2 separate regions of the Homo sapiens genome follow, and region 1 is linked to region 2. Evidence: read pairs that join two places in POLR2A ChIA-PET (ENCODE). Cell type or tissue: GM12878. All regions are shown on one strand. Each heading gives the region's core, and the rest is flanking DNA. Links, peaks and the distances in the headings are about the cores only. Region 1 overlaps MTCL2 (microtubule crosslinking factor 2). Region 2 overlaps RPRD1B (regulation of nuclear pre-mRNA domain containing 1B).

Region 1 (5,376 bases), core at 175-5,174, 1.3 Mb after region 2:
GTGAGAACTATCATTCATTCATTCACTTATTCAAAGGATGCTTGCTGAGATCCTGCTCTGTGTCAGGCCCTGGCATGGGGACTTGTGCTCAGAGACCTGACTCTTGCCCTTTTAGGGGGGGAAATAACTAGAAGGAAACGCCCTTCATCAGAATCCCTTGGGGGGCTCACCCTAGGAGTTTCTGATTCAGCAAGTCTGGGTTGGGACATGAGAATTTCTCACAAATTCACCAGTGATGCTGATGTTACTGGTCCAGGAACTGCACTTTGAGAGCCACTGTAATTCAGGTATTGTAATTATGCATGGATTATGTTTTCTTTTTCTTTTCTTCTTCTTCTTCTTCTTTTTTTTTTTTTTTTGAGACAGAATCTTGCTCTGTCACCCAGGGTGGAGTGCAGTGGTGTGATCTCAGCTCACTGCAATGTCCATCTCCTGGGTTCAAGCAATTCTCCTGCCTTAGTAGCTGGTATTACAGGCACCTGCCACCATGCCTGGCTAATTTTATATTTTTAGTAAAGACAGGGTTTCACCAAGTTGCCCAGGCTGGTCTCGAACTCCTGACCTCAAATGGTCCGCCCGCCTCGGTCTCCCCATAGTGCTGGGATTACAGGCGTGAGCCACTGCACCTGGCCTGTTTTCTCTATTTTCAAAACTGTCTCTATGATCATGTTTTACTTTTAGAGACAGGTTCTTGCTCTGTTACCCAGGCTGGAGTGCAGTGGTGCAATCATAGTTCAACAGAACCCCAACCTCCTGGGCTCAAACAATCCTCCCACCCCAGCCTCCCAAGTAGCTGGGGCCACAGGTGCACTACCAGACCAGGTAATCCATCCACCTCAGCCTCCCAAAGTGCTGGGATTACAGGCATGAGCCACCGCACCTGGCCAATGATAGCCATTTTTAAAGTCACGGCCTATTTGGATGTAATACATTATTATTATTGTTGTTATTATTATTATTATTATTATTTTTTTTTTGTAGAGATGAGGTCTTACTGTGTTGCCCAGGCTGGTCTTCAACTCCTGGGCTCAAGTGATCCTCCTGCCTCAGCCTCTCAGAGTGCTGGGGTTACAGGGGTGAGCCACTGTGCCCTGCCAGTGCTTTATTTTATTTTATTTTATTTTATTTTTTTCTGAGACAGAGTCTCGCTCTGTTACCCAGGCTGGAGTGCAGTGGCATGATCTCAGCTCACTGCAACCTCCGCCTCCTGGGTTCAAGCAATTCTCCTGCCTCAGCCTCCTGAATAGCTGGGATTACAGGCGTGCACCACCACGCCCGGCTAATTCTTATATTTTTAGTAGAGATGGGGTTTCACCATGTTGGCCAGGCTGGTCTCAAACTCCTGACATCGTGATCTGCCGGCCTTGGCCTCCCAAAGTGCTGGGATTACAGGCGTGAGCCATCGTGCCCGACCTGGCCTGTTTTATAAATAAGAAAATCAGTCATTTAAAAGTTAAAAAAAATGATTTCCAAAAATGACTCTAGTGCTCTGGGTGTGATCTTGTGTAAGAGATGTTACCTCCCATGATCTAAATGTCATGCATTTGTTAATGTAGCCCAGCATCATAGGGTTGTGTGCATTTCCCCTTGGTTCAACCTGAGCTTGGGGTCCACTTAGACCCTCCTATTCTTTCCATCACCATATCCTGTCATTTTAACTTTCTAGAGATAATAAGTGAGGTGCTGGTAACCGGCATGGCTAGGATTTGAACACAGATCCATCTGGAGGCTGGCCTAGCCTACCGGCTTGCACTTCCTGAGTGATCTTTCCTTCATGCTTCCTTCACCGGCTGCCTGAAACAGCGCGTGGATCCTTCACTTCCTCATTTTTTTAACTGGTGTGATCATTTACTGTTCCACTTCCTCCTCTCCACTCTGGTTCTGTCCACGTGGTATGCTGGTGGGGTGGTGAGTCTATGAGGGTGGAGGTGGGGGTGGGGGGCTGGCAAAGTGACTGTTCTCTGCAGCCCCAGGAGTCAAACCGATGGGCAGGAAAACCTCTCGAGCTTGTGAGAACTGGCCTGGAGGGCAGGGCTCCCTAACCCTGACTCTGAGTTAAATCCATCCAGCCTCAGGGGGCGCTGGCAACCCCAGTCGTACCCCCTTCCTCACAGGGAGCCATCCTACCAGGCTGACCATTGGAAGAGCAGAGCAGTCCTCCCCATCTGGGCAGGCAGGAGTGAAGAGAGAGAACCCCATGTTTGTTCCTTTCACAGGCACAAAATCAGATCCCCCTTCCTCCCAGCCCCAGCGAGGGTGTGGTGAGGGGTGCTCGGACAGAAGCCAGAGGTGTCCCTCTGACGGGAGCAGAGTGGACACTCCCTCCTCCCAGTGGCAGCATGAGGAGGGAGGAATACGAGACCCCACTTCCCAGTCCCTTCCTTTCCGTTTTCTTTGGGGAAAGACGGGTAGGGAGAGCTGAGGAATCCGGCTCTCCAGATCTGCCCTCTCCAGGGCCCACAGAGGCCTTCTTGCCCCTTGGACCCCCCACCCCTGCTTCCATCACTGCCATCCTCGGTGCTTCCCCTGGCTCCTCAGGGATGCCTTTAGCAGGTCATTCATCCCTGGTGACTCTGTTTCTCTTTTTTTTTATTTTGTGAGACAGAGGCTCGCTCTGCTGCCCAGGCTGGAGTGCAGTGGTATGATCTTGGGTCACTGCAACCTCTGCCTCCCAGGTTCAAATGATTCTCCTGCTTCAGCCTCCCGAGTAGCTGGGATTACAGGTGCCCACCACCATGCCTGGCTAATTTTTGTATTTTTAGTAGAGACGGGATTTCACCATGTTGGCCAGGCTGGTCTTGAACTCCTGGCCTCAGGCGATCTGACCGCCTTGGCCTCCCAAAGCGCTGGGATTACAGGCGTGAGCCACCGCACCTGGCCAGTTTCCCTTCTTAGTATACAATCTTATTTAAATCATTCGGTCACATTAAGAGTAGGTATTATCATTCCCATTTGTGACTAGGTTTTCACATTTGTATGAGACATAATAATTATGCATTTCTTCTGCGTAATTCTACTTCCCTCCCCCTTACACTTAGTATCTAATGATTGTTGCACATTCGTATGTCTTTTTTGTTGTTTTTGACCTGACTAAACATGCATGCATCCATTCAGTTAATATTTGTTGGGAGGCTACCACCTGCTAGGCCAAATGGGGTTGCCTCCAGGCACTCATGGTTTGGCTGGGAGACAAACTATTAAACATAGAATTGCAAATTTGCTAATAATGATTACAAAGGAGAAGTGAGGAACAGCTGGAAGCTGATGACAGCGGTAGCAGAAGCTGCCTTCAGGAAGTGAGGTCATACTCTTACCCTCTCTGCTTAAAACCCAAACCCAGGCCAGGCATGGTGGCTTATGCCTGTAATCCCAGCACTTTGGGATGCTGAGCTAGGCAGATTGCTTGAGCTCAGTTCATGAGCAACCTGGGCAACATGGCAAAACCCTGTATACACACACACACACACACACACACACACACACACACACACACACCCCACCCCCCACCCCCGATGTGGGGTTGTGTGTCTTTGGTCCCAACTACTTGGGAGGCTAAGGTGGGAGGGTGGCTTGAGCCTGGGAGGCAGAGGTTGCAGCGAGCTGAGATTTTGCCACCGCACTCCAGCCTGGGTGACAGAGTGAGACCCCATCTCAAAACAAAAGCAAGCAAACAAATCCCAAACCCAAATTCTATTTGGCCCTTCACAGTACCATGTGGTTGACTCCTGTCAGTTTCCTCAGCCTCAAATTAACCCAGTAGCTGCCCTGGCCTCCTTGCTGTACCTTGACACACTGAGCTCTTTCCTGCCTCTGAGCCTTGGCACACACTGTTCCCTCTGCCTGGAATAACCTCTCCCCCTAGCTTTCTCGGCTGTTCCTTCTTGTCTCAGCTCAAATGTCTCTTTTGTAGAGATGGCCTCCCTGATCATGTCCCCTAACATAGCACCCCCCCTCACCCTATCATATAACTCATGTTGTTTGGTTTCATTTTGGCTTTGTCTTTATAGCACTTAACAGTATCTGAGGTTTGTTTTTGTTTTTTTTTCTTGGAGATAGGGTCTCACTCTGTCACCCAATGGTGCAATCTCGGCTCACTGCATCCTCTGCCTCCTAGGTTCAAGTGATTCTCATGCCTCGGCCTCCCGAGTAGCTGGGATTACAGGCGTGAACCACCACGCTGGGCTCATTTTTTTTTTTTTTTTTTTTTTTTTTTTGTATTTTTAGTAGAGACAGGGTTTCACCATGTTGGCCAGGCTGGTCTCAAACTCCTGACCTCAAATGATCCACCCACCTCGGCCTCCCAAAGTGCCGGGATTAGAGGTGCGAGCCACTGCGCCCAGCCAGGTGTCTTTTGTTATTATTATTTTCTGGTTTACTGTGTATCTTCCTGGTGAAGCTTGGGGCTCCATACAGAGTATATAGAAGGGGCTGGACCCACCCCATTGTCCCTCCCTGCCCCTGCGCTTAGCACAGGGCCTACCTAGGACGTACATAGTTGATGCTCATCCATGTTTCTTTTTTTTTGAGACGGAGTCTCGCTCTGTCGCCCAGGCTGGGGTGCAGTGGTGCGATCTCGGCTCACTGCAAGCTCCGCCTCCTGGGTTCACGCCATTCTCCTGCCTCAGCCTCCCGAGTAGCTGGGACTACAGGCACCCGCCACCATGCCCAGCTAATTTTTTGTATTTTTAATAGAGACGGATTTTCACCATGTTAGCCAGGATGGTCTTGATCCAACCTCGTGATCCGCCCATCTCAGCCTCCCAAAGTTCTGGGATTACAGGCATGAGCCACCGTGCCCAACCTCATCCATGTTTCTTAAATGGCCTCTCCTGCTTCCCCAGTGTGTTCCTGTTGCTTCTGTAACAAATCACTACAAATTTAGTGGCTTAAAAGAACACCAGGCCAAGGGCACGGTGGCTCATGCCTGTAATCCCAGCAATTTGGGAGGCCGAGGCAGGCTGATTACGAGGTCAGGAGATGGAGACCATCCTGGCTAACACGGTGAAACCCCGTCTCTACTAAAAATAAAAAAAAAAAATTAGCCAGGCGTGGTGGCGGGTGCCTGTAGTCCCAGCTACTCAGGAGGCTGAGGCGGGAGAATGGCGTGAACCCAGGAGGGGGAGTTTGCAGTGAGCCGAGATAGCGCCACTGCACTCCAGCCTGGGCGACAGAGCGAGACTCCGTCTCAAAAAAAAAAAAAAAACACCAGGCTGGGCAGGGTGGCTCATACCTGTTCCCAGCACTTTGGGAGGCCAAGGCGGGCAGATCGCTTGAGGTCAGGAGTTCAAGACCAACCTGGCCAACATGGTGAAACCCCGTCTCCACTAAAAATATAAAAAATCAGCTGGGTGTGGTGGTGGGCACCTGTAATCCCAA
Region 2 (5,376 bases), core at 216-5,215:
ATATTGTATGATTCCATTTATATTAAATATACAAATAGGCAATTTCACAGGGAGAGAAAGCAGGTTAGTAGTTGCCAGGGCCTGGGAGTAGGGGATAATGGGAGTAACTGCTTAATGTGTACAGGGTTTCCTGTTGTGGGGATGAGAATGTTCTGGAACTAGATCATGGTGACGGCTGCACAACATCACAGATGTGCTAAATGCCACTGAATTGTACACTTTAAAATAGTTTTATATATATATATATATATATATTTTTTTTTTTTTTTTTTTTTTTTTTTTTGAGACAGAGTTTCACTCTTGTCACCCAGGCTGGAGTGCAGTGGCGCGATCTCGGGTCACTGCAACCTCTGTCTCCCAGGTTCAAGTGATTCTCCTGCCTCAGACTCCTGAGTAGCTGGGACTACAGGCACACACCACCACGCCTGGCTAATATTTTTGTTTTTTTTTTATTAGAGATGGGGTTTCACCATGTTGGCCAGGCTGGTCTTGAACTCCTGACCTCAGGTGATCCACCCTCCTCGGCCTCCCAAAGTGCTGGGATTACAGGTGTGAGCCATCGTGCCCGGCTAAAATAGTAAATTTATGTTATATGTATTTTACCACAATTTTGAAAAATATGTTCACATATACATAGGATTATGAATTCACAATTTAATGAACAAACTGAGGTTGTGAAAATGAACTTTTTAAGTAACAAAAATGGAAAGGGGAACCAAGAATTAAAGGTCCTAAAATGAATCATGTGTGTGTAACCACCATAGTACACAGGCAGGATTGGGGAACTGCAATCGCAAAGCAACTTTGTCTCCTATGTCCCTTGAAATCCAATTTGTGGGGCTAATGTATCCTGTAACTCTCAAAGAAAAACCCAGGCCTCCATAACTTCTCTAGTCATTTTTATTTAAAAAAATTCCTGTAGTCACACTTAAAGTGTAAAAACAGTCTCATTTCAGAGATGTAAATGTGCAAGCCCATGTTACAATCAAAATAGCCTATCATGTGAAGGTGACCTCTCTGGGTCTGCTGGGGGCGAGAGGCCAGCATCTGGGAAGGGAGGCCAGCATCCGGGAAGGGAGGCCTCCCTTGTTTACCGTTTCTGACCCTTCCAGGGACACAGCAGTGGGAGTGAAGCAGCAGCAAGAGACAGTCCTTAAGGTCTGGTGGTGGTGACTGGGCGCTGCTGGGCAAAAGTTTAACAAAGTTTAACAGCTTCCTTCCCCCATGGGCTCCTCAGATGCTCCTTGGAGTGGTTCCTCCCCTCCCTTCCCCCAGTCTCCCATCCTCATCTCCCATCACCTGGGGTCTCTTGGGGTGAGGGTTTCTCCCTGGCTCTTTGCTCTACTCCTTCCTCAGCACTGTGAGTCTGAAGTTCGCCTCCTTGAAACCCCGGGCCTCTTGCCCAGGCTCTATCACCCCAGGATGCAGGCCAGTTCTTCTACATGCATGCTCTGCCCTGACAAACTCTAGGAGTGGAGTCTGCACCCAGCCTCTCCCTTGCTTCGTCATCAAACACTTAGCCAGCACTGGCATCTCATCCTTCAGACTTTTCCAGGCAGGGGTCTGTTTAATCCACCAGATCAGGGACACATACTAAGCTCCATGGAGGCCCTTTCCCCTAATCTTGAGATAAAGTGTAGGTGGCACCCACTGCTCCCACTAGGGAGATGCCAAACACACCAATGGCCCTTTTCAAATAATTCTCATCCCAAATCCTCTTCCTTTACCTCTTAACTCCTGACTCTTTTCATACCCTTAAAGTGGGTGAGGGGGGTTGAGGATGACAGGTTTTTGACCACTCTGTTGTAAATGCTGCAGATGGTCTAGCCATGTGGTCTCTATTACTCCTTCCAGCAGACATCTATTTTAATCTTGTTACATGTGTTTATAAATACCTGCATTCATTATTTAACATAGTAACAGCCACCACTGAGTCCCTAATTTGTACCAAAGCACTAGGCCCTTTTTACAAACATCTCAGTTATTAACAAGTATGTTGGTAACTACTTTCTTTCCTAAGAATTTGTATAGTGAGTATTTTAAAATCTATGGAGTACATTATTCAGGTACTGAGTTTATTAAGATTCTCAGTAGGAAGAAATATTCTGAAAACCTAGTCACAGGACTTCAGAGGTTACGTAATCAACCCTACTCATTTCCTGTAAGAAGCAGCTGAGGTCCCCAAGGGCTGAGTGACTTGCCCAAGGTCATCATAGTGAGAGGAGATGAGAAGATATGAGTTTTCACTCATCACAGCTGCCTCTTATTCACAAAAAATACTAGATAAATGGCCTGCTAATTTTAATATTTATCAAACCAATGGTAGAAATGAATTTTTAATGCAAAATAACTATTTGAGTCTAAAAAAAGTGAACACACTGGGCTTTCAACACTACATAAAGCTGTATGAATCCCAACCTACTGTACAGGAGAATGGATTCTTAATTGAATCTGTGCCTCAGAGTGGAAGCATGATTTTTAAATGGAAAATCCTACAGAGGTAGCAGTGAGCGATGAGCTTTAGCCAGATGAATTATTCCAGGAGAAAGTAAAAGAGGAAACCATGCTAGCAAATGGCTTTTTCTTAAAGATCCCAAATAAACCAAATATGAATTTTGTGCAGTGAACTACTGTGTTTACTCCCATCTTCCCGGTCGTGGCACTGTCTCCTGTGCCCCGATCTTTAGACTATGGTCTCCAGGGTTTCCTATGTATACACAGCACAATGGTGATACTATTCATTTCTCTAACAAATAGTACTGCGTGCCCAGGATATACCATCCAGAGTTCTCAGACTTCAGTCCCATATGCTTCTTATGCAGCACAACAATCGTAGCTTTTAGGGCTCGCAGAAAACCTAGAGATAATTTAGTCCAATACTACATTTTGCAGGTAAGAAAGCTGAGGCTGGCTGTGGTGGCTCATGCCTACAATCCTAGCACTTTGGGAGGTCAAGGCGGGAGGATTGCTTGAGCCCAAGAATTCGAGACAAGCCTAGACAACATAGTGAGTCCCTATCTCTAAAAAAAGTCAAGAAAAGAAAAAAATTGGCCAGGCGTGGGTAGATGCCTGTAGTCCTAGCTCCTTGAGAGGCTGAGATAGGAGGATAGCTTGAGACGAGGAGATTGAGGCTGCAGTGAGCTAAGGTTGCACCAGCCTGGGCAAGAGTTAGATCCTGTCTCAAAAAGAAAAAAAAAAAAAAAAAAAAAAAAAAGAAAGAAAAAACTGAGGCCCAGAGAGGAAAATACCTTGCCCAGGAAGGTGACACAGAGAGTTAATGGCTCTAGTCACAAAGGATAAGCATTTTGACAGATTCATGGACTCTTGGGTAGCTCCATCTTCAGCTCTGAAGACCTCAAAGTCATTTTGTAGCCTGAAGTGCTAATTAAACCAGAAGAATCATGGACTTACTATTTATAGGGAGGAGTGAAGAAATTAGACCATGAAATCTGGGGACACAGAAGGAGATCTTGTCTCTTGAGATTCACATGTAACATCCAACTTTCATATTTTAACAGAACTTGGGTAATGCAGTCTCAATTTTCCTAATACTGGACTTATCTGGGTTGCAGTCTTGATGAACCACACCTACTACAGAGGTTTTTGCACCATAAGATAACCCCACTTCTTCTGGCAGATGCTGCCATTACCCAGTGGACAGGTTTATGATCCTTCCAAACATATCACTTGCTTCAAAAGGACCTAATTCAAAATCATTTTTGTTATTTTGAGAGCTTTAACCAGCAATACACAGTCAATATGCTTTCACTCCATGTACAAGTGAAAAGGACAAAGCAAAGCCATGACTGTTTTTAAGAGACATACCACTTGGGTTCGCAATTATCTCACATTTTTCGTCTTTTTACTGTTCAGCGTGGCTTTCCGTGTACTGCCAAAATCAAATCGCTCTCAGGAGGCCTACTGGTGTGAACAAAGGCGCTAAAATCAAAGAACTTCCAAGTTTTAATCTGTCAGAGATTGGCTGTGAAGTATGGGGGAAGAGTCATTTAATCTCTCTCCATCAGTTCCCACTTCTGTACAATGAGGGTAAAACTATGGCGGCACCTCTCATGGGTACTGTGTGGACTGCCTAATTAAAGCTAATTAAGCCCCTGGAAAGAACCAGAAAATACTACGTAAATGCTGAGTATTTATGTGCCGCTAACAGACACAAAAACTCCCAAGGGACAAGATTCTGTGCCGACAGCACATTCTCTATTGGTGATTACTAATCACCCACTGCTTACAAAGAAAGGCACTGTTTTCAGTAACAGGGTAGTTTAAAAAAAAAATCACACAATGTTGTTCAACAACACCATCTTTATTCAAAAATATATATCTATGAGACATTTCAGAATATACTGCTGCCGCCAACGACAGCCTATACTTCTAAATAGTCCTAAATTAATATACAAATTTAAGCTTTGAAAATATTCTTTAAGAAAAACAAACAAACAAAAACAAGGGAAGATTGAAGACTTTCTGAGGAATATGACCTAAAGGAAAGGTCCTTTGAGGCCTACAGATGCCCTAAGAAAGAAAAAACACAAAAACAAAAACCACCCACCCCACCCACCAAGTCACCTCATACATACAAGGAGGAAAGTTCATTTAAATTAAACAAATGAAGTAAGCACACTTTGGGAGGATGTGGACAGCAGAATTAAGATTTAAAAAACGAAAGCATTTCATCAAAACAAAAAACTAACTTCCTCACAGGAAGTCCACTAGTAACAGGTATTAAGAGGCCAACACATTCATTTACATAATTGCTACAGTTTCATTTCTTAACTTTTGCTGTAATAATTATGCACCAATTGCTGGTCAGAGACTCAGTTGGATAAAACAGAGCAGTGGGCTAAATCCATTCTGCTATATTTTCATCTAGTTGATCAGAGCAAATATCTACGATCCTCTTTTGGCTGGATTGTGGCTGCTCAGATCGCACTTCCTTGGTGAAAGCATAGAGTGTCCCAGATGGGCCTGCTCCAAAACACGCTCATCTAGAAAGCAGCACACCACGGGGGGTGGGGGAGAGGTTGGGGAGTGCAGCAGCAGCAAAGATTACAATTTATCTTGCAATTTTAGTGATGTCACCTATGGCCTCTGGAAGAAAAACCTTATAGACTCATTAATTTAACAGTGACAGAACGACAGGCAGTGTCCATAAGCAAACAACACACAGTCTGAATTCAAATCTGAATAACAGCTCAAACACTACTAGGTTCTACACAGAGTTAAACTGAGTATCTGCTATGACTTTTCATTGTTCTCACTTCATGACAAGCAGGAGAGCTTCTGGAAGGGAAGCCCGTTATGCTTTATAAACATAGGTTATGTTTCAATGTGTTTAACATGTAAAATTACATGTAATTT

What was found. Peaks named below come from ENCODE experiments on the same cell type or tissue, not always from the same donor. Only the 100,000 strongest peaks of a DNase experiment are listed, where the experiment ranks them.
Region 1: POLR2A ChIA-PET joins it to region 2 with 5 read pairs; 1 of 35 experiments calls an interaction of 5 or more read pairs at or near these places.

The regions. Positions count from the first base shown.
Region 1 is chr20:36,839,994-36,845,369 of GRCh38, reverse strand. The region is part of intron 1 of MTCL2 (microtubule crosslinking factor 2); the gene reads left to right. Among named protein-coding and RNA genes, the nearest start is that of MTCL2, 21 kb to the left of the region's middle. RefSeq lists an enhancer at 3,651-3,710. In GM12878, for the core only: a CTCF peak has its summit at 2,061; DNase peaks (open chromatin) are centred at 1,869 and 3,236; H3K27ac peaks cover 3,795 bases.
Region 2 is chr20:38,091,291-38,096,666 of GRCh38, reverse strand. RPRD1B (regulation of nuclear pre-mRNA domain containing 1B) reads right to left here. Exons shown (of 7, transcript NM_021215.4): 7 at 4,303-5,376. Among named protein-coding and RNA genes, the nearest start is that of RPRD1B, 60 kb to the right of the region's middle. RefSeq lists silencers at 794-853, 3,466-3,760. In GM12878, for the core only: no CTCF peak of the experiment used is centred there; DNase peaks (open chromatin) are centred at 746, 2,166, 4,186 and 4,706; H3K4me3 peaks cover 1,023 bases; H3K27ac peaks cover 5,000 bases.